2 separate regions of the Mus musculus genome follow, and region 1 is linked to region 2. A link is a loop called in an ENCODE intact Hi-C map of the cell type or tissue named here. Cell type or tissue: left cerebral cortex. All regions are shown on one strand. Links, peaks and the distances in the headings refer to the core of each region. The heading gives the core; the rest is flanking DNA.

What was found. Peaks named below come from ENCODE experiments on the same cell type or tissue, not always from the same donor. Only the 100,000 strongest peaks of a DNase experiment are listed, where the experiment ranks them.
Region 1: a loop joins it to region 2, with 3 times the contacts of the local background. A loop is called at or near these places in 2 of 42 quality-filtered maps.

The regions. Positions count from the first base shown.
Region 1 is chr4:131,836,886-131,849,193 of GRCm38, forward strand. Mecr (mitochondrial trans-2-enoyl-CoA reductase) reads left to right here and starts at 6,586. Exons shown (of 10, transcript NM_025297.2): 1 at 6,586-6,793. The coding sequence starts at 6,618. It overlaps Ptpru (protein tyrosine phosphatase, receptor type, U), which reads right to left and starts at 1,393. Exons shown (of 31, transcript NM_001083119.2): 1 at 1,199-1,393. The coding sequence starts at 1,271. In left cerebral cortex, for the core only: no CTCF peak of the experiment used is centred there; a DNase peak (open chromatin) is centred at 6,572; H3K4me3 peaks cover 1,318 bases; H3K27ac peaks cover 673 bases.
Region 2 is chr4:130,887,560-130,899,867 of GRCm38, forward strand. No RefSeq gene overlaps it. Among named protein-coding and RNA genes, the nearest start is that of Laptm5, 20 kb to the right of the region's middle. In left cerebral cortex, for the core only: a CTCF peak has its summit at 4,888 (motif pointing left); a DNase peak (open chromatin) is centred at 4,869.

The DNA.
Region 1 (12,308 bases), core at 5,589-8,088, 950 kb after region 2:
ACACACGCACACACGCACACACGCACACACACACAACACACACACGTCCGCACGCGCGTGCCCGACTGGCCGGGAGGCCGCACAAAGTTGCAAAGCAGACGCAGGCAGCGTCCCCGGGGACCGCGGCGTCCCCAACGCCTCTGACGAGCTACGATGGGGACGCTGTCCCGAGGCCTCCAGCCAGGCCCTGCGGGGGCCCCGACGCCGCAGCCCCGCCCGCAACCGGGTGCGCCCCACGGCCCTCCCCATCCCGGGCGCCCCGCGGCCCTGGCGCCTCCTCGGATCAGCCGCCAGCCAGCGCCGCTCGGAACTTGCGAAACAACAAACCGCCCGAAATGTCGGAGTCGGCGGCTACAGCCACGTCTCTCCCCGTTCCTTCCCTCGCCAGCCGCAGGGCCGCCCCAGCCTCCGGGGGACGCCGCCGCGACAACTTGTTCCGGCCGGGTGCGCCACGCACACGCGCGCGCGCGATCACACATACACTCACATATGCACACACACATGCACACACACCCTCGGGTCCCGGCCACACTCGACCACGGCCTAGGAGCACCCCAAGCTCGCAGCGTCCCTAGCCACGAAACCATCGCTCACCGACACACTCACATCCACTCCAGACACGCTCCCCCATACGTATTCCCCGCATCCCTGACATTCACACGGACCCACACAGCATCGTACACCCCAAATACTCCCACAGGGTCACTCGTGGGCACAGAGCTCACACAGGTTCCGACCCGGTTCCCACGACTGCACACACACACACACACACACACACCACACACACTCGGGCCCACACTTGGGCACAATCCACCGAGTCCTCACAGCACAGGCATAAACAAACACGCGGGTTTTCAAACGCACCAGCAACAAACAGTACTCCCGCCTAGGGAATACAAAAAAAAAAGCCAACAAATGCAACACAGGATCAGACGCAACTCTAGCCAAGCCACTGAAACTCAGATACACAACCCACTTGGCAGCGTGGACAAACATGAGCCAGCGCACACCCGGTGCTCCACGCAGGCGACACTCACACCAGCACACTCGCATCCGCGGTACACACTCAACCTCAGTTTGCACACAAACTACAGACACAGCGGCCACAGAAGCTTGGAGCACTCCGACACCAGCGACAAGCCATCCCCGGCCCCCCGGGCACTCGCGGGATAAGCTTGGAGGGACCGCGCGCGCTTACCTGCGGGAGTCTCGGTCTCAGGCGCGCAGAACTGGAAGGTGAGCGCCAGGACCAGAGCCTGAGCCCGGGCCATGGCCGCCGCCTAGGTCCTGGAGACCCGCAGCTGGGGAGGCGACGCCTCCGGAGCCCGACCGGGAGCCCAAGGCGAGCGGGAGCCGTAGTGGAGCAGTGCCGCGCGGAGCGGGACTGGCGCCGAGTCCAGAGCGGGAGCCCGAACGAGCGGGGCGCTGACGTCAGGCCCCCGGGCGCGAGTTCCGCGGTCTCGAGGCGTCCCCTGCTGGTGGTGTCGCGCGCTGCGGCCCGGTTCCCTGGGCCCGCCGGCCTTGGCGTGCCCATCCCCCACTCTCGCACCCCGTCGACAAGATCCATCGGCCGGTGCCGGTGTTCAGGTCGGCACTCTCAACGCATCCGTTGCCCACGGCTGAGACTGTAACCCAGGAACCCTTGGCTCCTCTGTTCCCTCAGTTGCTTAAGTTTTTCCTACCTTGACTACTCTGAACATAAACTCCCAGCTCCCTCCAATGACAGAGCACTCTTCATCTACCTGAAACGTTGTTGGGCCTTTGGAATGTTGCCGTTTACTTTCAGTAATATGAAATTCACTTCTCTCTTACTGACGCTCGTGCCTCTACAGTAGCCTCCGGCTACTCGGAGTAAGTAGATTTGGAACTCTGCCCCGTCCAAGTTTTTGCACAACCACCAGCATAGTTGTCAGTGGCTACTTAAGACCAGGTGCCATGTGTGCCTCTCTCTGGGACTCTGTTCATCTTCACTATTGCCCTAGGGGACACACACCATTCTAATGCCATTACACAGTTGAGAAAGTTGAGATCATAGAGCGTGACTTTTTCAAGATTATGTGTCAGTATGAGGCGACACCAAGATCTGAATCAAGGTTGTCTGGTTCGAAATGTGTAAACAAACGAACAAAAACCGACTCACATCTGGAAACCCATTTGCTTCTCAAATACTGAATAGATATGGGCTTGTTGGTTCAGTGATGACTGTAGACTACCGAGGAGATTAAAAAACAAAGGCTTGATCTCCGGGAGCTAGAGAGACGGCTCAGTGGTTAGGTGCGTGCACGCGGCTCTTGCAAAGGGCTCAGGATGGATCCCCAGCACCCTTGTCCAACCACCTGTAACTGCGCATCAGACCAGCACTTCTGGCCGTGTATATTTATAAAATATAAAATTATATTTTAAATATAATTTAAATATTTTTTAAAATCCCCACCCTCATGAAGCTTACATTCAGGAGGAAGATGCAGGAGAGGGTGGGGGGGGGGGTTGGAACCTACAGTAGGGAAAGTGGATCGCTGCACTTCTAAACAGACTGCCTGCTATGTGATGGACTTGGTATATATCCCCCATGTTTAGAATGTGTGTCCCCCTAGGGAAGCTTTTTCCCCCGGGGCCTGGTATCCCGCATACTCGATGAGTAATGAATGAGCGGGTAACTGATAGATGAGTACTTACAGAGAGGGCCCTTGCTCTCACGAAGACTTCATGCCGCAGATAAATAAATACATATGGAACTTCAGTCTGAGGCATGCGCCCTCAAGGAAATGAAGCTCTTGCAACAAGGAACACTAAAAGATGGGGGGGGGGGGTCGGGTCACGCTTCAGAAAAGACAGTCCAAGACAGACGCCTTTGCCAAGGATGTGACCCCATGCCACGTGATCTTAGACCTGACGTGTGAGGAGCCAGCCTCAAGCACACCAATGGGAAGGAATGCTGCAGCCAGCCAGACCAATGGGAAGGAACGCTGCAGCCAGCCAGACCAATGGGAAGGAACGCTGCAGCCAGCCCGAAGCGCGAGCCTTGGTCTAAGAGGGAGCCCGAATGGAAGGGTGAAGAGGAACGGCAGGTGCAACTGGAAAAGTTGCCAGGGCCTGCAGACCACACAGAAAGCCGAATACGGAAGACATTTTGAGTCAATAAACACTAAGAAAATGATCAGCCGCTGGAGAGTCTTGAGTTTTGGTTTATTACTTTCATTCCCCCCAACAACTAATGGGCAGAGATGTTGAAGGAACTCATTTAAGTACAGGTCTTGGCGTCTGTAAGGCCTCCCTATTTCTTGTCTCTTCCCTCAGTTGGCTCACACTGAGAAGCTACCCTGAGGCTAGAAAAGGAAGAACTGAGCATCCCTGGTCTCCTTGGGTCCTCAAACTGCTGCTCAAGGAAGCAAAGACACAGCTCTCGAGGACCCGAGCATTAAACTGAGAGTCACCATGAGACAGAGGTAGAGGAAGGAAAAGTGATGGGCAAGACAGAAAGACATGCTGAAACAGAGAGAGATCTGGCAACCCGGAGCCGGCTGTGCGTTGGAGGGGGGGAGAACTGAAGTTTTGGGGTTTTGGTTTTTGTTTGGTTTTTGTTGTTGTTGTTTGCTCTTTTTATTAATCTCAAGTTTTGAGGTATGGACACTGAGAATCAGAGAGCATGATGTATTTGCGCAAGGTCACTCAGTCAGTCCATAAAGGTGTCAGGATTTGAACTCAAATCTGATCGGTTCCACGTTCTCTTGCTCCTTGGTCAGAGGACAGCCTCAGAGACTACGGTGAATGTGGTGTGCCAGTGTTAGCAACAGGTAAACAGAGGAAGAGAACATTGTTCCCCTTTGCTTTAAAAAGGGCCACAAACTTCAACAATCCTTGCAAGATAGAGAAAAGCCCTGGCTTGGAGTGGCTGCCCCAAATCTAGGGAGAAGGATAGGGTACCACAGTCAGTGCCAGGTCAGGAAGAAATTCAATTACCTGCAACTCATGGAATATTTATGATGCCTATCCTGTGTTAGGCCCCATATTGAGTGCTGGCATCCCGGAGATGAAATTTTGCCTGGAGGGGGAAGTGGACATATAAATAACTACAAGATAGTATCCTAAAGGCCATAACATTAGCCCAGAGAAATTACAAAGGCATTGGGGTTTGCTCAATAGAACAATATGTGAACCTGGAATTCCCCTGGAAGGTTAGACAGGAAAATTCATTTCAGTCGATCGAAACCTGAATAAAAGCGTAAGACAAGGAAGAGCTGGTGAGGGCGGAGTTGGGTGTAGTTGGGTCGCTGGCTATGTACAGTGCAAAAGATAAAGCCAGAAAGAGGGTAGGCATCAAAGTGCATATGGTCTTGAATGCAAAGCTAAGGCCAATAGGCTTAAACCCCTTCACCGGTTGTTCTCAAACTGTGTGACTGCCAGATGGCCTAGACCAAAGGGAAAGGTGAAAGGGTGTGGAGGGAGATGAAATCCAGCCTTAAGGAGGAAAACTTTCCAGCCTGATTCTCCAGACTTTCCTAGTTGGCTGCCTGGGGAGGAGGAGGAGCCAGTGGGCGGTGGGGGTGAGGGGATAAAGAGGAACATCCCAGTGTCACCTAGAGGATGCAGCAGAGGGACCTTGTGAACTTTCTGGCACAAGTATGCCTCCCTGTCACTGTGGAAATAGGTGTTCACGTGAGTGCACACCTATTGTGAGAACAGACTTTTCCCCTACTGGTAGGTATCAGATTTCTCTAATAAATGCAGTTATTGAGTCAAACCCCAGTGTTTTACAAAGTGATAGCTCTCATTTCATCCTCACACCATATTCCTGGAATCGTTTTAGAACGTTCCATATGTCAAACAGTGTGCTAAGTGGTTCAAGTGGTACTCGCTCCCTCGGTCTTCAAGACAACCTTGGGACTATTAGTCTCTTGATTATTGTTGAGCTTTTTTTGTCTTTGCCTTGTTAGAGATCAAACCCAGGACCTCACACGTGCTACCACTGAGTGTGCTCTACCACTGAGCTACCTCCCTAGCTCAGTTCCCTTCATTTTAACCATGAGGGAAACAGAGGCACAGAGAAGCCAAGTGACGAATTCAAAACCAAACATCCAGGAAATGGCAGAACCAGGATGCAAATCTAGATTTGCCTGAGTCCAGTTCCCAAAACCTTAATCTCTATGCTTTGGTGGGCTCTCCTCCTCAGAGAAAAATTTGTTTCCCACGGCAAGCTTTGGGTCAATCATCTTTGTCTTTCAAACGCTCTCTGATACTTATTTCCTGGGCTACCACATCACCGGACTCTGGGGAACGTCTAAGAATGTATACCTTTGGATCGTGTACCTCTCTCCATGTTTCTAAATCAGGAGTCCTAAAATGGAACCTCATCTGATTTCCATGCACGCAGTTTGGGAATGGAAGGACTGCCTCCTGCAGCACTTCCTTGCTCCCTTTCTTCAGCCTGCAACAGTGCACACTTGCATGTACACAAATGTTCCACGGACGGGTTATTTATGCTGATGTTTCTTTTCCACCAAAACTAAGAACCTGCGTCTTTCCAGGTTAATACCTTTTACAAAGAATTTTCATTTCCCACCCAATCTCTTTGTATGCTGTGAGCATTTTAAACGACATCTTCCTTCATGGGACCCCTCTCATAGCTGAACAGCTTGATGGTTTTACAATGTATTATCCTGTCAACCTTAACATTGTTCTAATGTTTTGTTTTTATTTTTCCTTAACATTGTTCTAATGTTTTGTTTTTATTTTTCTTCCCAAGACAGATTTTCTCTGTGTAGCCCTGACTGTCCTGGAACTCACTTTGTAGACCAGGCTGGCCTCGAACTCAGAAATCCGCCTGCCTCTGCCTCCCAAGTGCTGGGATTAAAGGCGTGCGCCACCACCACCCGGCTTCTTCTAATGTTTTATCCATTCCTCACAACCGTCTGAAATGAGGTATATCATTTTCATGGCATCAATGAGAAATAGGCTCCAAGTTGCGCTCACTTGCCCAAGCTAGGAAAGAGCTGCTAGGATTTGAGCCTGGTATTCCTGGTATGTTAACTCTGGGTAAAGAAGTCCCCAAGTCTTGGTAGAGCATGCCTCTAATCACAGCACTTGGGAAGCAGAAGCAAGCGGATCTCTGAATTTGAGGCCAGCCTGGTCTACAGAGGGACAGCCTGGAACACACAAAGAAACCTGTCTCGAAAAACTGATGATGGTGGTGATGCTGGGCTGATAAAGTCTTTGTGTTGTTCTGGGGGAACTGAAGATGAAATGATACTTTAAAAAGTCTGGCACAGTGGTATCTCAATAAAGAGTGCAAAGGGGATACTGAGGCCAGAATGTAAATGACTTCCCGGAAACACCACGCGACAAGCAGCAGTCACAGCTTTAAGCCAGTTCTGAACTCTCTTCATGGGTAGGCTGCTTTGGCTAGCTGTGCAACTTCTCCAGGTCTCTGAATACCTTACGTAGCCCACCCTCAATCCTCACACCAGTCCGGGAGAAACCCTACACCAATACCTGGGCAGAGAGCGAGCGGCCTCTTTTAAAGAAGGGGGCGCGGTCACGAGCGGGGCGGGGCTCAGGCTTGCTGTCGCGGACGAATGACGTAGTCCAGAGCGCCGGATTCTGCCAGTGCTGGAAGCAGCATGTTGGTCAGCCAGCGAGTGACAGGGGCGCGAGCCCGGGCACCTCAGCTTGCGGGTCTCCTCGAGGCTTGGTACCGCCACGGCCGGACCACATCCTCCTACTCCGCTCTCTCTGAGCCGTCACGGGTGCGGGCGCTGGTCTATGGCAACCATGGGGATCCAGCCAAGGTCGTCCAGTAAGAGTCGGCGCCGCCACCGGGGAGGGAGCTGGGGTTCCTGGAGGGTTTTGAGGCGGGCGGCGGACTGCCAGGAGAGGACAGGGTCCGAGGAAGAGGGTTCTGCTGTCCTACAGATGCCGAGACCCCAGGGCGTGCTTGCTGACCCGACACCGGTGCTTTCCGGCGGCCAAGGACCCGCGAGGCACCGGTGCCAGAGTTTACTGACCCATATTGGTTTGAAGATTGTGGCAGTCACTCCTTTGTCTCAGTGGATGCTTCCGACTATTTGTCACAGCAACAGTCTGGGGGTATTTATTGCATTTTTTTTTCAGATGAGAAAAGCGAGGCATAAGAAAGTTAAAATTAACATTTGCCCCAAGTCACCCAGCCAGTGAGAATAGAAATTTGAACATACGGTCTGACAGCCTACCTAGATTCTACACCTGTTTTTAAATAGGAGATTATTGTTTGCCTTTCACAGAGGCCGAGGGGCTTGTCTAAAATGATACGGCTAATTAGTGATTGGAATAGGTGCCGGAATTCACCTGTTTCTCATGCGAGTTCCCTTCCACCAAGCCATGTGTGCATCTTGGCCTAATTATGACGAGTTGTTTAAACCCAGCTTGATGGCATGTGCCGTTAATCCCAGCACTAGTGAGGCAGAGGCCCGCAGATCTCTGTGAGTTCAAGGCCAGTCTAGTCTACATAGTCAGTTCCAGGATAGCCAGGACTATAGAGAGAGACCCTGTCTCAAAACAAACAAGCAAAAAGGAGTTGTTTCATAATCCCAGGATGCTGAGGTAAAAGGGTTATGAGTTTGAGACCAACATGGGTTGCATAATGAGCCTTTGTCTCAAAATACACACTCACAGTAAAAATACATAAAAATTTAAAAAAAAATCTTCAAATACAGTTTAGGGGATGCGCATGGTGTGTGCCTGTAGTCCCAGCACTTGCTAAGGGAGGAAGATTGTGAATGTAATGCTAGCCTGAACTACATATTGAGACCCTGCCTCAAAAACAAACAAAAAGTGGACAAGTTGGGCTTACCAACATGCATCTTATTATTATTATTTCTTCCCTTCTTAAGGTCTCCCTGTATGGTCCCAGCTAGCCTAGAACATGTTGAGTAGCCTTGGCTGACCTGGAGTTTCTAGTGATCCTTCTACCTCTGCCACCCCCAGCCCCCAGCACTGGGGCTGAAGTTGCCTGCTTCTAATGGGGGAGGGAGCTCCTTTGGTTATATGTATGTATGTTTGTTTGTTTGAGATTGGGTCTTTGTAGCCCTGGATGGCCTGCCTCTGCCTCCTAAATGCTGGGATTAAAGGCTTGCAACTCCAAACCTACCCACCCCATCCCCCTTTTTAAACAGAGGCTGGGCTCTTAACTTCCAAGTGCTGAGATTGCAGGTGTGTTCCCCACTGTTCCTGCTCCCCTTCCTTTCTCTCCCCTCAGACAAGGTGTTCCTGTGTTGCCCAGGCTGATCTGGAATTTGTGGCCTCTCTTCCCCCCCCCCCCAGGTTCTCAAGGAATTTGAATTATTGTTGATATTCTTTTACATTGTTCTAGAGTGGGTGTGGCCAGAGGGCCCATGCCCCTGAGTTTATCCGAAGCTCCTCTCTGACTGTCAAAGCACCTAGCCGGTACATGAACCATTACAGTAATTCTGTCTGCTGTGAATCAAGGAGTTATAAAGGCACCACAGGGGAAACTTCCGGGGCTTTTTGGTGGAGTGACATTTGTTCATTCTTATCCCTGTATGGTATATTTGTGATGTGGCCCAGAGAACGAAGTGACCTTGCCAAACCCTCAGCTAAGCCAAGTTAGGGCAAAGAGCTGACTCTAGATTCCCTAATTCCCAGATTGGTGCTTTCACCTTAGCCCTACTCCAGACAACCTTAACAGCTCTTTTGACTGGTAAGATATGTGTAATTAGTTGGTAGCTCACATGCGGAAATTATGAATTAAGATCCAACAGAATTTTATAAGAGGATATTATAGACATAGAGGTTCAGAGGTTGACTAATTTGTCTAAGATCAAACATCTCATATTTGATTTTAAGAGAGGGAGGGAGGGAGGGAGGGAGGGAGAGAGAGAGAGAGAGAGAGAGAGAGAGAGAGAGCGCGCTAGCTCTCAGGAGTCAGTTCTCTCCTGCCGTCTTTAGCGAACAGGTGATGGAGCTCAGGTATCAGGTCTGGGCATCAGTACCTCCGACTGCTGAGCTGACCCATCAGCCATAAGTTGTATTTTGCTCATAGGGAATCAATCATGTCAGGATAGACACTTCCCTGGAGATTTTGCTGCAGTGAGGTGATAAAGTCCTTATGAGCAGGCCTCCATTTTCAGAAATGAACTCAAACTGAGAGCAGTGAGGTGGTGCTCCCAAAGGCTCATCATTTGTGTCCCTCGCCAGCCTGCTGCAAAGCACCTGCTCCTGTCATGTTAGCCGAACCCAAAGCTCATTTCGTTAAGAAGGTCACCTTTTATTGCATTCTCCCAAGGTGATAAGGAAGGCTTGGGTGGTTAAACAGCTGTGTGCAGTGGCCTCCTGATTGGTTTCCTGTTAGAGTGCCAGGGAAGCTGGGAACAGCCCAGTCTGTCTACAGATGCCTCCAGGAAAAAAGCCAGCAGCTTTTGTCTTCTATGTAGACTTCTAGTTATTTCCCCAAGTTCAGAGCATTCTCTTCAGCCTGGATTCACAGCTCAGTCTGTCACCTGTGCTACATTTGGAAACTACTTCTGGGCTCTGCCTCTAAAGTGCTCAGTGGGTCTATCTCGGCCTAGGGTGGCCATTTATTTACGCTTTTCAGGCCTCCCGGTGACTGATGCCTAGCCATTGTTGAGGAGCAATGCCTACAGATAGATGGCCAGGCAGTAGGGATTGTCCCTGGTCTGGCCTGACCTTCCCTTCTGACTCAGATTCAGACAACTTTGCATGTGGGCTGAGGCCAGTGACCGATCGAGATTCCCTTTGTAGTCCTGTGTAAGGTTTACAGTGCCCACAGCCACCAAAGAATCAAATGTTCCTTTCCCATCTTAATGTCTGGGCATCACTGGGCCTGGTGACCAGAAGATCATGAAACTATCCAAAATCCAAACAGTAGTTCCCAGACAGGTGTGTTGTGTACTGTGGGCCAGTGCTCTGGGAGGTGGGGGGAAAGTATGAAATCAGGCTGCAGAGTCTTACAGGATTCTGGACATTTCAGAGGTGGCCAGAGCCACTGTTCTCTGTGCAGACTTCTAGATTCTGTACCACAGAGGTCTGGAAATCCAGATGTCCTTTTCTTTCCTCCTCCCTAGACCCTCCTGCCCCTCCCCCATCCTACAATGTGTTCCCTCAGAATGCTGCTCTCTTTAGTGATAGTATGGAAATAACTCTCATTTATTGTATACCTACCAAGTAGCAAGCATTGAACTAAGTTCTCTCCAGTTTCTTGGGATGCTGAAGCAGGAGACTTGTTTGAGCCCAGGAGTTAAAGATTAGGCTGGACAACATACTAAGACCCTCAAAAAAGAAGGGGGGCCAAGGGGCCGCAGGAATTCAGACCCATCCCTGTATTCCTGTATGTCCTTGTTCGACGGACCAAAATATGAGTCCCAAGAAGATGGGCAGGATCACCAGGAAAGCCAGAAGAGGCCCAGCAAGGCTGGTGAGTGACAAAGAGCTCTGGTCCCTAAGAGTCCAAGACTCGGTTAGCTCTCCACCAGCTTAGGCCACTTACACACCCTGCTGTGGTCAGGAACTGAGGAACCATCTTCCTCCCATTTGCAACTTGTGTTCTGCTTGTTAATTAGTAAAGTCTCAGCATCCTAAGCACTTCATTAAATCACAGAAGGCAACCTGCTAATCATGAGGACTACATACAGACCTGAGCAACACCACAGGAGCTGTCAGTCACCTTTGCCCAGTGCTATATGAGGGCACACATTCCTGCCTCATGTGCTGAGCAGATGGGGAGGTCTGTTCGGTTATGTGCTCTCTCAGTCGGGTCTGACTAAAATTATTTGCAATGATGGAGTGAAAGATGAAAGAACAAATGGCTGCTGATTAAACATGGGAGGCAGGAAAGAGCGCTCAGCAGAGCTGGCCAGTGTCTACCTTACCCAGCAGATAGAACTGAGCAGTCCCCCGGGGACTGGGATCTTTCTTTCCCCTCTCAAAAGGCTCTTTCTTCTGCCTGCTTTTGTTTCTCTTGTACTTGATATGGCATCACAGGTGTACAGCCTGAGCCTCAAAGGAGCCATTGTGACCTTATCCAGCCTGGGATCTGTCAGCTGAGACAGTGGCAGCCCTCGACATTGCCTGGCGCCGTCATCAGACTCACAGGGGAAAGACCCGAACAGTGCTGAGAGGTGACTTGCAACACAGCCAGGTTGTGTTTGGGGGCCTCAGTTGAGTTCTGCAACACAGCCATCGTTCCCTTCGGTGAATTAAAAAAAACAAACAAACAAAAAAACAAGTGGAGTGAGGATTGCTATCGTGGCACCAAAGGGAGGGCCAGCTCCTGGAATTCAGACCCTTCCCTGTATTCCTGTATTCCTTCTTGTCTCAGCAGCGGTATCCTTGACGACGCTGTTAGAACTGTCTGCAGGCACAGTGTCTGTGGTATTGATGGCATTCCATGAGGGCAGGCTGGGGCTGGTCTTTCCTGATGAGATACAGCTGGACCAACACAGCTCACCCCAGGAGGAAAGCAAGTATTGGGCCTGCCTCCCACCACCACCCACTGGTGTACTCGGCTTCCACTTCCCAGACTCTAATTTCTGCCCTGCCTGTCTCTACCTACTTTCTGCCCTCTTCTGTAAATCTCTGACAGGCCTTCCAGGAGCCAGATGAGACCAGGGATAGTTTTCAGTTCAATGTCCTATCTACTCTTGAGAGTAGGTCTGTGAAAATCGTGTTCCAGTCAGGGGAGCTGGACCAAGCCTCCTGGGTGCCTCTACTGCAGGACTTCTCAAAGCCTTCATGGTGTGTTTGCTGACCCTTAGGAAGGGAACTGGCAGGGAGTGCTCCTCAGATGTACTGAATCCTAAGGAAAGCTGATGTCTCCTAGGAGAATCCCCAAGTCTAGTTTAAGAGCAAGTCTTGCTGCTTTTGTTTAAGCCAGCTAACTTAGTTTCTCTGAACCTCAGCTTTCTTCCTTTTTAAAATTAGCATGATGTGATGCCCGAAGCATGAGCACTGGGGAGATAAGGAACCTGTAGATGCAGATTGACAAGCTTGGGAAGACTCAGCTAGCTGTCCTTTTGTTGTCCAGCCTGGTGGCCAGAGGTAAGGTTTAATACACAGTGGGCTGGCAGCTCTTTATGTCTAGCCAGAGCATAGTCTGCTGCCCATCCCCCAAGTCACCTCCATCAGACTTCAAATACAGCACCTTTCTGCCCACTGTCAGTCCCTCCATCCTTCTTCTCTGTTTGCTCAGCCAGGAGCCCAAACTAAGTCTGGGAGTCATCACTCTTAGGCCACATCTCTCACTGGAGATGAGTTTGGACCTCGATACTTGATAATCACCAAGGAGAAACTAAGCACCT
Region 2 (12,308 bases), core at 3,332-5,831:
GATTGATTAGCTCCTGTCAAGGGGCCCATTATGGTTGCCTGGTCACCTCCTCGCTCCGCCTGCCCCCGGCTGCCCCGCTACCCTCTAGGGGATGCTTATTTACACAATCTTCCTCCAGGATTTGGGGGCTGTGTGCTGGTGTGGCTGCTGTTCCCTTATTTTGGGGTGAATACTCTGACTTTCCTTTGGGGTCACATCTGTCCCTTTCTCCAGCCCCATCCCAGTAGGCACAGGGTTAGTCTTTGAGACTTCCCCAGAGGGCCAACTGCTCCAGGCTGAGCCGGTGTTTGCAGCTGGATCTAGAGGTACCTGAGGCTGACCCTTTAACATCCTGGTGACTGAAACCCAAACTCTCCCCTTAAAAAGCAAAGCAAAGCAAAACAAAAACCAAACCAAAAAAGCAAAAAACAAAACAAACCCCACCAAATTCTCCCCTTAAAAAACAAAACAAAACAAAAAAGCAAAAACCAAAACTTACCAAACTCTCGTCAGTCCATGCAAATTGCTAGCTATCAACAAGAATTACAAATGATACATAGTGTGTCTTGACTAGGTAAGTTGTTTCTCTGTGGAGGCCTCAGTGTTCCCTCTGGGCTCTTCCTTCCTGGGAGGGCTGTAGAACCCAAACTTGGAGAGGGTCACACAGAGACAGGCGGTGGCTCAGCAGCCTTTCCCGGAGCTCCAGGGCACACCGGGCGTACCCACGGCCACTCCGGTATTAGGGCAGGGGCAGAGGGACACTACAGTCAGGAGGAACACACCTTCATCTTGCTCTTTGTCTCTCAGTGGCTCCTGGTCCCTCCAGGATTAAGTTTGAATGAGGAGCTGGAGGGTAGCTCCGTTGGTAGGCGGCTCACAAAGGCAGCGTGCATGAAATCCAGAGTGGGTCCCTGGCACTGCCAGAGCCAGGGCGGTTGGTTGTGCGTGCCTAGAAACCCAGCACTTGGGAGGTGGAGGCAGGGGGATTCAAGGTCGTTCTTGGCAACATAGCAGGTTCCTAAAGATACCCGAGACTCTGTCTTATAAAACAACAACGAAGGGAAGGAAGGAATGGGCGCGCTACACTGCCAACCCTGTGCTGAACTTCCCGGCCCTAAACTCAGGGAGTGTCCCCGGGGCCTCACTTGCAGGTGAGCTCTGACCCCTCTCCCTTCCCATCCCATCCCACCTGCCAGGCCTCACTGCTCTGAGTCAGGACTCTGCCCAGATCCATTCTTCACTGTTTTGTTGTTATTGTTGTTTTGTTTTGTTTTGTTTTGTTGGCTCTGTTTTTGGGGCCTGCTCAATGAGCTAGTATTGGTCAGAGAGGTAGGAGGTACCAGTATCAGGGCCAGCCAGTGCTGAAGGTTGTGGAGAAAAATTAAGCTGGAAGAAGGGAGGGTGTGCTATGTATGTGGAACATTTTCTTCCTTCCTTCCTTCCTTCCTTCCTTCCTTCCTTCCTTCCTTCCTTCCTTCCTTCCTTCCTTCCTTTTCCTTCCTTCCTTCCTTCCTTTTCCTTCCTTCCTTCCTTCCTTCCTTCCTTCCTTCCTTCCTTCCTTCCTTCCTTCCTTTTCCTTCCTTCCTTCCTTCCTCCCTCTCTCTCTCTCTCTCTCTCTCTCTCTCTCTCTCTCTCTCTCTCTAATGGTTTACAGAGAGGTTATGAGAAAGAGGGACTTTTAAGCCAATACCCGATATGTGAGAGGAAATCATACATACCATTGAGAAAGGCAGGACTGCAGATGCAAAGGCCCTGTGGTGGGCATGAGTTTAGAATGTTCTGGGGAGGGCTGGTGAGATGGCTCAGTGGGTAAGAGCACCCGACTGCTCTTCCAAAGGTCCGGAGTTCAAATCCCAGCAACCACATGGTGGCTCACAACCATCTGTAACAAGATCTGATGCCCTCATCTGAAGACAGCTACAGTGTACTTACATATAATAAATAAATAAATCTTTAAAAAAAAAAAAAAGAATGTTCTGGGGAGTTGGACAGAGTGCCGGGGAGAGTGGGGAGGCAGAGGAGGAGGGGGAGGACACTTATACAGCCTCATGGGCTGCTCACTGGCTTTTACACGGAAGGAGATAGGTCCAGGGGATTGGATTCCAGGGGACAAGGGTTAAGGAGAGAGACTGGAGGGGTCAAGAGAGGCGTGATAAGATAGGTTAGAAATCCAGGGTGGGGCAGCAAGAATGGCAGAGAGATCTTCTTGGGAAGCTGCAGGTGACAGGTGACAGGGGCTTTGCCTGTGGGGTGGCAAGAGGGCAGGTAAAGCCTGAGACAGAAACCTTCCCTGGCAGAGAGTCAAAGGCCAGGGGTTGGGGGGGGGGGGGAGAGGACGGAGGCACAGCAGGTTGCCAAAGAGGGCCAGGAAGCTGGAGCAAGACCCAGGGTAACTGCGCAGTCATCAGGACAGTTGTTCCCAGTGCCACCTGCTGCCAGGAAGCCACTCATCCCAGGTCAGGGCTTGGCTATGCACCCTGGAACAGCTGGACAGGATGACTCTGACGAGAGCATCAGAGACAGGGCCTGAAGCCTCCAAACGGAGACAGAAGCCCTCTGGGCACCAGAGTCAGGGGTCAGGCTTTAGGGACGTCTCTAGAGCAAAGGTTCAGGGAGCAAGGGAAGTGGCAGCCATGGGTTGTGGAGTGGCATGGGTGGGGTCATGCATGCATGCATTCGTTCGTGCGTGTGTGTGCACGTGTGCGTGCCTAGAGCAAACTGGAGCTGAGCCTGTCAACAGCTGACCGGAAGCTGCTGGGGAACTGTGAGTACTCTTTATTTTCAAATGCCTTCTGGCTTCTGCAGAGTGGCCTTTGGAGGCCTTTGATCTGTGTACACCCCCTCCTACACCCCTTCCTGTTGCCCCTTATCTTGGCTCCTCTGGCCTCTAGTAGGGTCATGGCCTCTGTCCCTGCTGTCTCTGATCTCTGCCAGGCTGTGTGGGCCCCCAGGGCTACCCCAGCAGGAGGCTGTGTCAGTGGGCATATCCCCAACCACCAGGCTTCTCTGGCCTGTGAGGCTCTTTGTTTGGGACAGTCTCTACAATTTGATCTGGCCCAAGTGGGACAGGAAGTGATCTCTGGTGCTCATCAGACAAAAGGCCTCTTGGAGGCCAGGAAGCAACCACTGGGGTTATCTGTCCATGGACTCATGGACCATCTGAGAGACAGATGGAGCCTGGGCTCCTGGGACATTATTGCTTCATGGATGTTGCTACTATTACAGAAGGCTTCTTCCCCCAACTCCTGCTGGGTTCTCCATGAGCCTTGTCAGCTCATCCCCTACCCTGCCCCCAGCAAGCCTTGGGACCCCTTTTGGAGGAGGCTTCTCTTTCTGAGCCCTTCTGCTAGTCTCGTGTGTGTGTGTGTGTGTGTGTGTGTGTTGTGGGGTGGGGTATGTATGTGTGTGTATGTGTATATGTGTGTGCACTTGTGCGTGTATGTGTGTGCATGTGTGTGTATGTGTGTATATGTGTGTATGTGTGTATGTGTATGCATTCATGTGTATGTGTATATATGTGTGTTTGTATATATGTATGTGTGTGCATGTGTGTATGTGTGTATATGTGTGTATGTGTATGCATTCATGTGTGTGTGTATATATGTGTGTGTGTATATGTGTATGTGTGTGTATGTGTATGCATTCATGTGTGTGTGTATATATGTATGTGTGAGTGTGTATATGTGTGTGTGCACACATGCTCATCATTCTTCCCCTACCCGCTCCCAGGGACCAGAGCTGACCACAGCTCAGGTGATGTCACCCTCCAAGACACTTAGCCATTTATGATGGCTTTAGGAGCTTCTCAGAGAGATGGCCCATTACCTGGAGAGTTTCTTCAATCCACATATAAAGGAAGGGGTCCACAATGGTGGAATGTCCATCTGTGCAGGTGCGAGGAGGGGAGACGTGAAATGTTGGGGTGTGTGTGGGTCAGCTCCCGTGTGCCCAGTCAGCCAGCTGCTGGAATCCCCAAGGCTTTGCTCTCCATTAAAGGGCTGGCAGTCAGTGACTCTTAGCTTCACCTCTGTTCAGAGTCTCCATCCCGTTTTCCTTTCCAGGCGGGAGGAGAGAGCCAGGTCAGGGTGTCTCCTTCCCTAAGACCAGTTGAGTAAGCCCTGTGTGTGTTCTTAGTCCTGGATGGGAAAGCCGGGGTCTTCGGTACCTTTTCAGCCTCCTTCAAGGTGGGTCTGTGTTCTGTGGCCATGTTTTAGATGTAGAAATGGAGGAACCTTGTGACTTATTATTGTGCACCTCCAAACACCCAAAGTCACACGGCTCCTAATCCAAAAAGGGCCTAAGCCATATCTCAGCTGCCTCCAGGAAGGGCCGCAAGGACGCTCTAGAGTGTCCATTCTCCATGGACCCACTATGGGCTGACTTTGCCTGATAAGGACCCTGTCCTTAATCAATGGCCTTCAGCAGGTCTGTGAGCCATGACCACAGCTATGTCACGGTTTCTAAATATGCCCCGGAGGGGGCAGAGGCTTCGGGGCACCCACATTGAAGCTTGACATGCTCAGGAGGGATGCAGACGACCTTGGGTGCTTTATCGCCAACGCATGCCTCAGTTTCCCCATACCACAGCGGCATTGGGTACATGTGGGTGCCGTTGTCACCTTCTCAGTCTCTCTTTGCCTTCCTTCACATGGGCTTCCATCTGGGCTGAGCTCCCTGCAGGGTAGAGGAAAGGACAGATGTAGGCATGCATGCTGTGTCTCGTTTCAGCTGTGTCTGGGAGCCATCTATTCCCGGGGCCCCACTTCTGGAACAAGGGCTCCGGTTCTAAGCGCTTGCCTAGTTTGACAACCCACATTGCCAGGAAGAGTACTCTCGGGCACACCTTTTTAATCTTCTCTACCACAGTTTAAAAGCAGAGACCTGCTGCCCTCTGGTGGCCGTTCCTTGGTATTGCCTGGCCCCGGTGGCCAAATCCTCTCGCCTGGACAAATCCTGTTTTCTTTCCTTGCTTGGGGGAAGGTAGGTAGAAGTAAGCTCCTGAAAGCCTGCTATCGCTCCTGCGCCTTCCAAGCCAAGGCCCTGGTTGGGACTTCCTTTCTTGTTTGGTGGAAACCTTTGTTCCTCGGAACTCAGCATGGTCATCCCTGCGTGAGAGCCCACACTGATGGGTGTGATCTGCTCAGCTTCAATCTGTTCTGATATTGTCAACTTGACAGAATCTGGAATTGTCTGAGAGATGGACTTCTGGGTCTCTCCGTGTGGAGAGCTATCTTGATTATGTTAATTAATGAGGTAAGACACATCTTAATTATGATGGGACCACTGGAAGGGCAGGGGACCCTGAACTGTACAAGATGGAGACAGCAAGCTAAGCTCTGGCATCCGTTCTGTCTCTGTGGTGCGATGCTTCTTGACTGAGGATGCAATGTGGTGTCTTGCCTCCATGGGTTGTAAGCTGGAACTTCGAGCTAAATAACACCTTTGTCCCTCAGTTTACATTTGTCAGAGTATTTTTTATCATAGCAACAGGGAAAGTGTCTAGAGACACTGCCCTTCTACAGACGTCCAAAGCCAGGTGTGGTGGCTCATGCATTTAATCTCAGCCCTCAGGAGGCAGAGGCAGGCAGATCTCTGTGAGTTTGAGGCCAGCCTGGTTTACAAAGCTAGTCCAGGACTCCAAGACAGCCAGGGTTGCTTTCTGAAAAACCCTGTCTGGGAAAACAAAACCAACCAACCAAACAAACAAATGAAGGACTCCTAGGGTCTCTGGTTCCAAGGGAAAGTATATAACAGTTCTACTCGAAAGATCCTTTGTTTTCTTAGAAGACTGTTACTAGCCTGAGTTCAATACTTCCCCCACCCCCTTTGAGTCAGGGTCTCATGTAGTCCAGGCTGCCCTTAAACTCAATATGTAGCGTAGGTTAACCTCTTGCTTTCTTCTCCTGTGTGCTGTGGACACCATGCCCTGTGGATACCACTACATTGTGTTGGGGATTGGACACTGAGCTTGGTGTGCTGTGTGTCCTAATGGCTCTCTGTTCCTGTGGTGAAGCCTCTACCCAAAGCAGCATGGGCAAGAAAGGGTTTATTTGGTTTACAAGTCACCGTCCATCAGTCAGGGAAGCCAAGGCAGGAGCTCAAGGGAGGACCCTGGAGGCAGGAACTGAAGCACAGACCATGGAGGAGTGCAGCTCACTGGCTTGCTCTTCATGCATCACTCTGCCACTTTCCTTACGCACCGCCTAGGTGTGGTGCCGCCCACAGTGGGCTAGGTTCTCCTACATCTATCAACAATCAGGAAAATGCCTCCCAGACTTGCCTGCAGGCAATTTCTCAGTTGACGGTTCCCTTTCCCCTGGTGTGTAGGTCTGTGTCAGGCTGACAAAAAAATGTGACACTAGGTGGCACTCGTTCAACTGAGTCAGGGCCCTAGACCCCCAGGTCCTAAATAACAGGCTCTAGATTACCAGGGTCCCAGGTCCTCAGGCCCCCAGGTCTCCAGGTCCCCAGGTCCCCAGCCTACCAGGTCCCCAGGTCCCCAGGTCCCCAGGTCTCTAGGTCCCCAGGCTTCCAGTCCCAAGCCCCCCAGGTCCCCAGAACTGTTTTACTGATTTTTAGTTAAAAAATGTTAGTAACAAGATGTATAACCTGAGAATATCCATTTATCTGTCGTTCACGCATAGTTGAGCAGCATCCAGCACGCTCTCCTCGTTGGGAGACTGTCACCAGTCTGCATCCCCAGAACACCTCACACGCCTACCCACTTCCTGGCAGCCATTGCTTCTGCTCTGTCTCTGTGAGTGTCCACTCTGGGGACTTCATGACTGGAGTCACGTAGTGCATTTAGTTTGCTTAAACCTCAAGGCTTATCTGTGTTGTAAGAGGATGCCAGAACCTCCTATATGTTTACGTGTGTGTGTGTGTGTGTGTGTGTGTGTGTGTGTGTGCATGCAGAAGCGAGAGGAGAGGAGATGTTTGACACCTTTGTCTGTAGTTCTCCATCTTCTTATGTTTTATGACTTTGCAGTGCTCGTGCATTTTAACTTTTTCTTAATAAACATTTAAAATGTTTAGTTAAATATTATTATTAATATTTATTTATTTATTTATGTTTTTTTTTTTCGAGACAGGGTTTCTCTGTGTAGCCCTGGCTGTCCTGGAACTCACTCTGTAGACCAGGCTGGCCTCGAACTCAGAAATCCACCTGCCTCTGCCTCGCAAGTGCTTATTTATATATTTTATGTGAGTACACTGTCGCTGTCTTCAGACACACCAGATGAGGGAGGGCATCGGATCCCATTACTGTGAGCCACCACATAGTTGCTGGGAATTGAATTTAGGACCTCTGGAAGAGGAGTCAGTGCTCTTAACCACTGAGCCATCTCTCCAGCCCTAGCTAAAATATCATTACATCATTTCTCTCTTCTCTTTCCTCCCTCCAACTCCTCCTACATTCCCTTGCTTCAACCTCTCCTATGGCCCCGCCCCACTCTCTCAGATTCATGGCTTTTCCCCCTTTGATGATTATTGTTATATACATACATGATTTCAGGGATGAGCACCTGGGATTGTATGGCTATTGTGGGCTCGTCCTTGGGGAGGAGTGATTTCCCCATCTCAGCAACTGTTCATCATTCTTCGTCTGGGGGAGGGGCCCTGTGAGATTTCCCTTCCATGTCAGCGTGCTTGCTGGTGTTGTCTTTGTTCCCGTCTTGCTTAGGCAGCCATGTTGGTGAGATACCTTGGGTGTAACTGCCCTGCTATTTCTAGGAGACACAATCTCACAGCAGACTTCCCGGCCCTCTGACTCTTCCAGTCTTTCCGCCATCTTCTGAGATGTCCTCTGAGTCGTAGGTACAGACATTGTGTTGTTCTCTATCATTTGGCCACTTGGTTTTCTGTTCCGGTCTCTACTTGCTCCCAAGAGTATCTTTGATGAGGGTAGAGCACAGCTGCCAGGGGAAGACGGCTCAGAGCCTCTGTCCTTGTCTTAGATTCTGAGATAGAGATGCTCGCTGCACCCGGAGCTCACTGATTGGCTAGGAGAGCTGGCCAGAGCTCACTGATTGGTTAGGAGAGCTGGCCAAGGAGCCCCTGGGATCTTCTTGGTCCCACTCTTCAGAGCCAGGATTATAGGAGCCTCTATTTTGGGCTTTTCTATGTGGATGCCAGGGATCCAAGCACCTTACCGACCGAGCCACCTCTCCGTTCTTGCTTTCTTGATTTTATGACTAAATAACCACTCCATGAGCATGTCTGTACCCATCCTGTTAGTTTGTCTGTCGCTCAATGGAGACTGGGTGACTCCCATTCCTGGAACTATTGTGAATAATGCTTCTGTAAACCCCAGGCTTGAACAAAACCAGTTGAGCTCTTGTTTCTGCTTCCCCTGGGTGTGTCCTGGGAAAGGGCTCTGCTGGGTTGTTCTGTGTTAGTGTTTCTGAGGCTCACCAGCAGCTGGGCCAGCTCATGTTCCTGCCAGCAACATGCACGTCACCGACTGCTCCTGTCTCCTTTTGCTTCTTCTCCCTTTTCTGCTTCTTTAAAAAAGATCACAACACAGTAGCCATCCTAATGGATGGGAAGTAGCGTCGTATTCTGGTTTTGTTCACATTTCTCAGTGATTAACGAGGGTGTGTGTTTTCTCAAGAGCATATTGATCTTTGTTACTGTTTTAGAATTAACACCTATTCTTCCCTGCTAACATCACCATCAGCACCACCACCATCATCAGCACCACCACCACCATCATCACCACTATCATCACCATCACCACCACTACCATCATCACCATCATTACTATCACCATCATCATCACCAACATCATCACCATCATCACCACTATCATCACCATCATCACCACTACCATCATCACCATCATTACTATCATCATCATCACCACCATCACCATCATCACCACCATCACCACCATCATCACCAGAACCACCAGCACCACCAGCACCACTGTCACCATCACCATAACCATAACCACCACCATCACCATGACCACCTTGCCTTTCCCTAGGATTTATCAGGTGCCTGGGTGAGGTTCTGTATATGGCCAGCAGGGGGAGAACTTGATCTAGGATGGGCATCTGTGCTGGGCTTGGAAGGCCAACATACTCTGTCACAGGGCTGTTTCAACCATGGCCCTGTTTCTCGGGGTTTGGGTCTGAGGCACAGCTGGTGAGTGGTGGGGCTGGGATTGGACCTTTGTGTGTGTGTGTGTGTGTGTGTTTGTGAGACGCCAGGGTTTTGTGGTTATGTGTAGCCCTGGCTGGCCTCAAACTCACCTATAGCTGAAGATGACCTTGAACTTCTGACTCTCCTGCTTCCACCCTCTGACCCTCCTGCTTCCACCCTCTGACCCTCCTGCTTCCACCCTCTGACCCTCCTGCTTCCACCCTCTGACCCTCCTGCTTCCACCCTCTGACCCTCCTGCTTCCACCCTCTGACCCTCCTGCTTCCACCCTCTGAATCTGGAGTTACAGATGTGCACCGCCATGGCTCACTAGCCCAGACTTTAAATTCACCTGAAGGGAGTGGCAATCAGCAGAATCGAGAGGGGACAGGCTGTGGCAGACAAATCTAAAGCTGGTCCCCTAGCCCACACAGTCAGTACCAGCCTGGGTCTTACACTAGTAGGCCTAGCGTTGGAAAACCAGAACAGGCAGCTTTGTTCCTGAGGAACCTGTGGTGCTTACCAGGGAGAAGGGTGCTGGGGACCAATGCTCTTCTAGCTGGGGACACTGGTAGAGCCTGTGGGTGTACCCCTACTCGGGCCCAGATAGAAGCTCTCAGTGTGAGGGAGTCCCTGTGAGGAGCATGGGGGTGGAGAGGGTCCTGTGAGGGGTGTGGGAATTGAGGAGGACCTTTGAGGGGTGTGGAGATGGAGAAGGGTCCCTGTGGGAGGTTGGGAATGAGGGGGGCCCCTGTGAGGGGTGTGGGGATGAACCCCCCTATCCACACTGTGCTCTTGGCTGATGTTATCTTTGGAGCTGGGCTCCAGGGTTCATCTCTCAGAGCCTGAGATGGGCAGGGTCTGGGTACACAAACACCAGGCACACTCAGGCTTGGAACAAGGCTTCCCCTTAGCAGTTTCTACAAGGCTTTCAAAAACAAGAGAGTGAATTCCTGTCTCCTGCTGTAGCTGTTAATTTATGTTAATCAGATGCTTGAAACCCCAAGTCCCCTGGATACCTGGGTCTAGGGAGGATGGAGCTGGCTGGAGAGAGGATGAAGTGGCCTTGTGTTTCTGAGGTGGCTCTGTTGGCCTTTACCTGGGCCCCACAGCATGGGTTCTGTTTCCCATGAACCTTAGCTGTGTGAGGCCATGAGAGGGGGGCTCTTTCCTGGTGCCCAGATACTGAGGAAGAGTGAGGGGCTGCTCTGTTGTCTGGTAGGAAAGGTGACCAGCTAAAGGCCAGGTCATAAGTCATGGGCCCTCATGAGTCCACAGACTTTCCTCCCTGGACACCTCAGGGGCACAGAAAAGAAAAGGAAGCCCTTGTGGGCAGCTTCCATGACAGGTAGCTGGGGCTCAGCGCCTGCACTTGCCTCTTAGCTGCTGGGGAACAAAGTGTCTTAACCTCTGTGCCTCAGTCTCCTCACAGGAACTGGGGACACTAAGTGCTTCCTGCCACAGGATTTGGGATACCGAAGGATGTGCCCCATGTGGGGAAGGGACACTTTGGAAGTAGCTGTAACCCATTAGCAGCCATGAGGCTCATCTAGAGTCTGGACTGGAATTTCTTCTCTGGCTCCTTCCAACCTGATGAGATTCTCCAGGCCCCCTCCCTCTGCAGGTGAGACCTCAGCTCTTTCCAGACTCTTCCATCTATGTGTATGGATTGTGTCTGTATGTCTGTATGTGTGTGTGTCTGTGTGTTTGTGTTTGTGTGTGCATGTGTGTCTGTGTCTGTGTGTGCATGTGTGTCTGTGTGTCTGTGTGTGCATGCATGTGTCTGTGTGTGTGTGACTCTATTTGCACAGAGGATGGCAGTCTGGTTCCTACTTCCTTAATTTGGGTGGGCTCTGTTACCAGAAGGCTCATTTCTGTTCTGCGTGTTCAAAGCCCTGGGGTCCGTGCCACATTCCGGTTTCTTATTACCCAGGTTAGTCCTTGAACCTTCTTAGCAGCCTCTACTCATTCATTCAGGAACTGGCTTCCTTTCTTCTTTCTTTTGAGCTCAGGAGCAACTCTCCTCCCTGTTTCCTGGAGCACTCTCCCTCATCTGGAGCACTCACCTGACTCTCCTGGAGCACTCTCCCTCATCTCCTGGATCACATTTCCTCCCTGATTCCCTAGAGCACCCTCCCTCCTCACTCCCTGGAGCACTTTCCCTTCCACATCCCCTGGAGCACTCTCGCTCCTATCCTGGAGTACTCTCGCTCCTATCTCCCAGAGTGCTCTTCCTTATCCCTTGGAACATTAAGTCTCTCTCCTGTCCCCTTGTCCACTGTCACTTCCTTACTCCCCGGGGTACTCTTTCTCCCCATCCTTGGAGCACTTCTCCCTCTTAACCCCGCAACACTCTCTCTTCCTCATCCCCCGGGCACTGCCCCTCTGTCTGCTGCCCTCTTTACCACTGACTTGCAACCTTGCCCGGTCAGAGGCCATTCAGGTGGCCGCTGGAGAGGACAGCTTGGTGTTCTGTCATAATAGTTGCCACAGGTGTGAGTCCTTGTATAGGAAATGACCATCAAGTCCCCTCCCTTCTCAGACAACCCAGGAGAAGGACAATAAAGACCAGCTGTGCCGGACGGTCATGGCGCACGCCTTTAATCCCAGCACTTGGGAGGCAGAGGCAGGCAGATTTCTGAGTTCAAGGCCAGCCTGGTCTACAGAGTGAGTTCCAGAACAGCCAGGGCTACACAGAGAAACCCTGTCTCGAAAAAAAAAAAAAAAAAAAAAAAAAAAAAAAACAAACAAACAAACAAAACCAACAAAAACAGCAGCTGTGAGGAGCTGAGGCACTCAGAAAGGTCAATGAACAGTGTCACCCTCCAGGGTCTGTGCCTGCCCTTATAGAACTAAAGCCTGAGGTCTGAGGTCACGATGGCCTTCCTCTTTCTGCTTGTTACAACTACTGGCTGCATGAGAAATCCCATAAACAGGGGCCTGGCTCCCTTGGGCTTCTGGTCACATCAGAGATGGCTTTGGGACCAGATCTCACACTCACGAAGAATTAATTTAAATTTTCCATGGAGGGTTGCTGTCAGGTCTGGTCCCTGAGTTATTTTAGGACACCCTGGCAAGGGCACTGTGCCCTCCTCTAAATAAATCAACCCCAACAAGTCATTTCAGAGTCCCCCTCCTCCTTACAGCCCCTGTGGTTGGCAGGGCCCCGGCCTAGCATAAGGCCTGC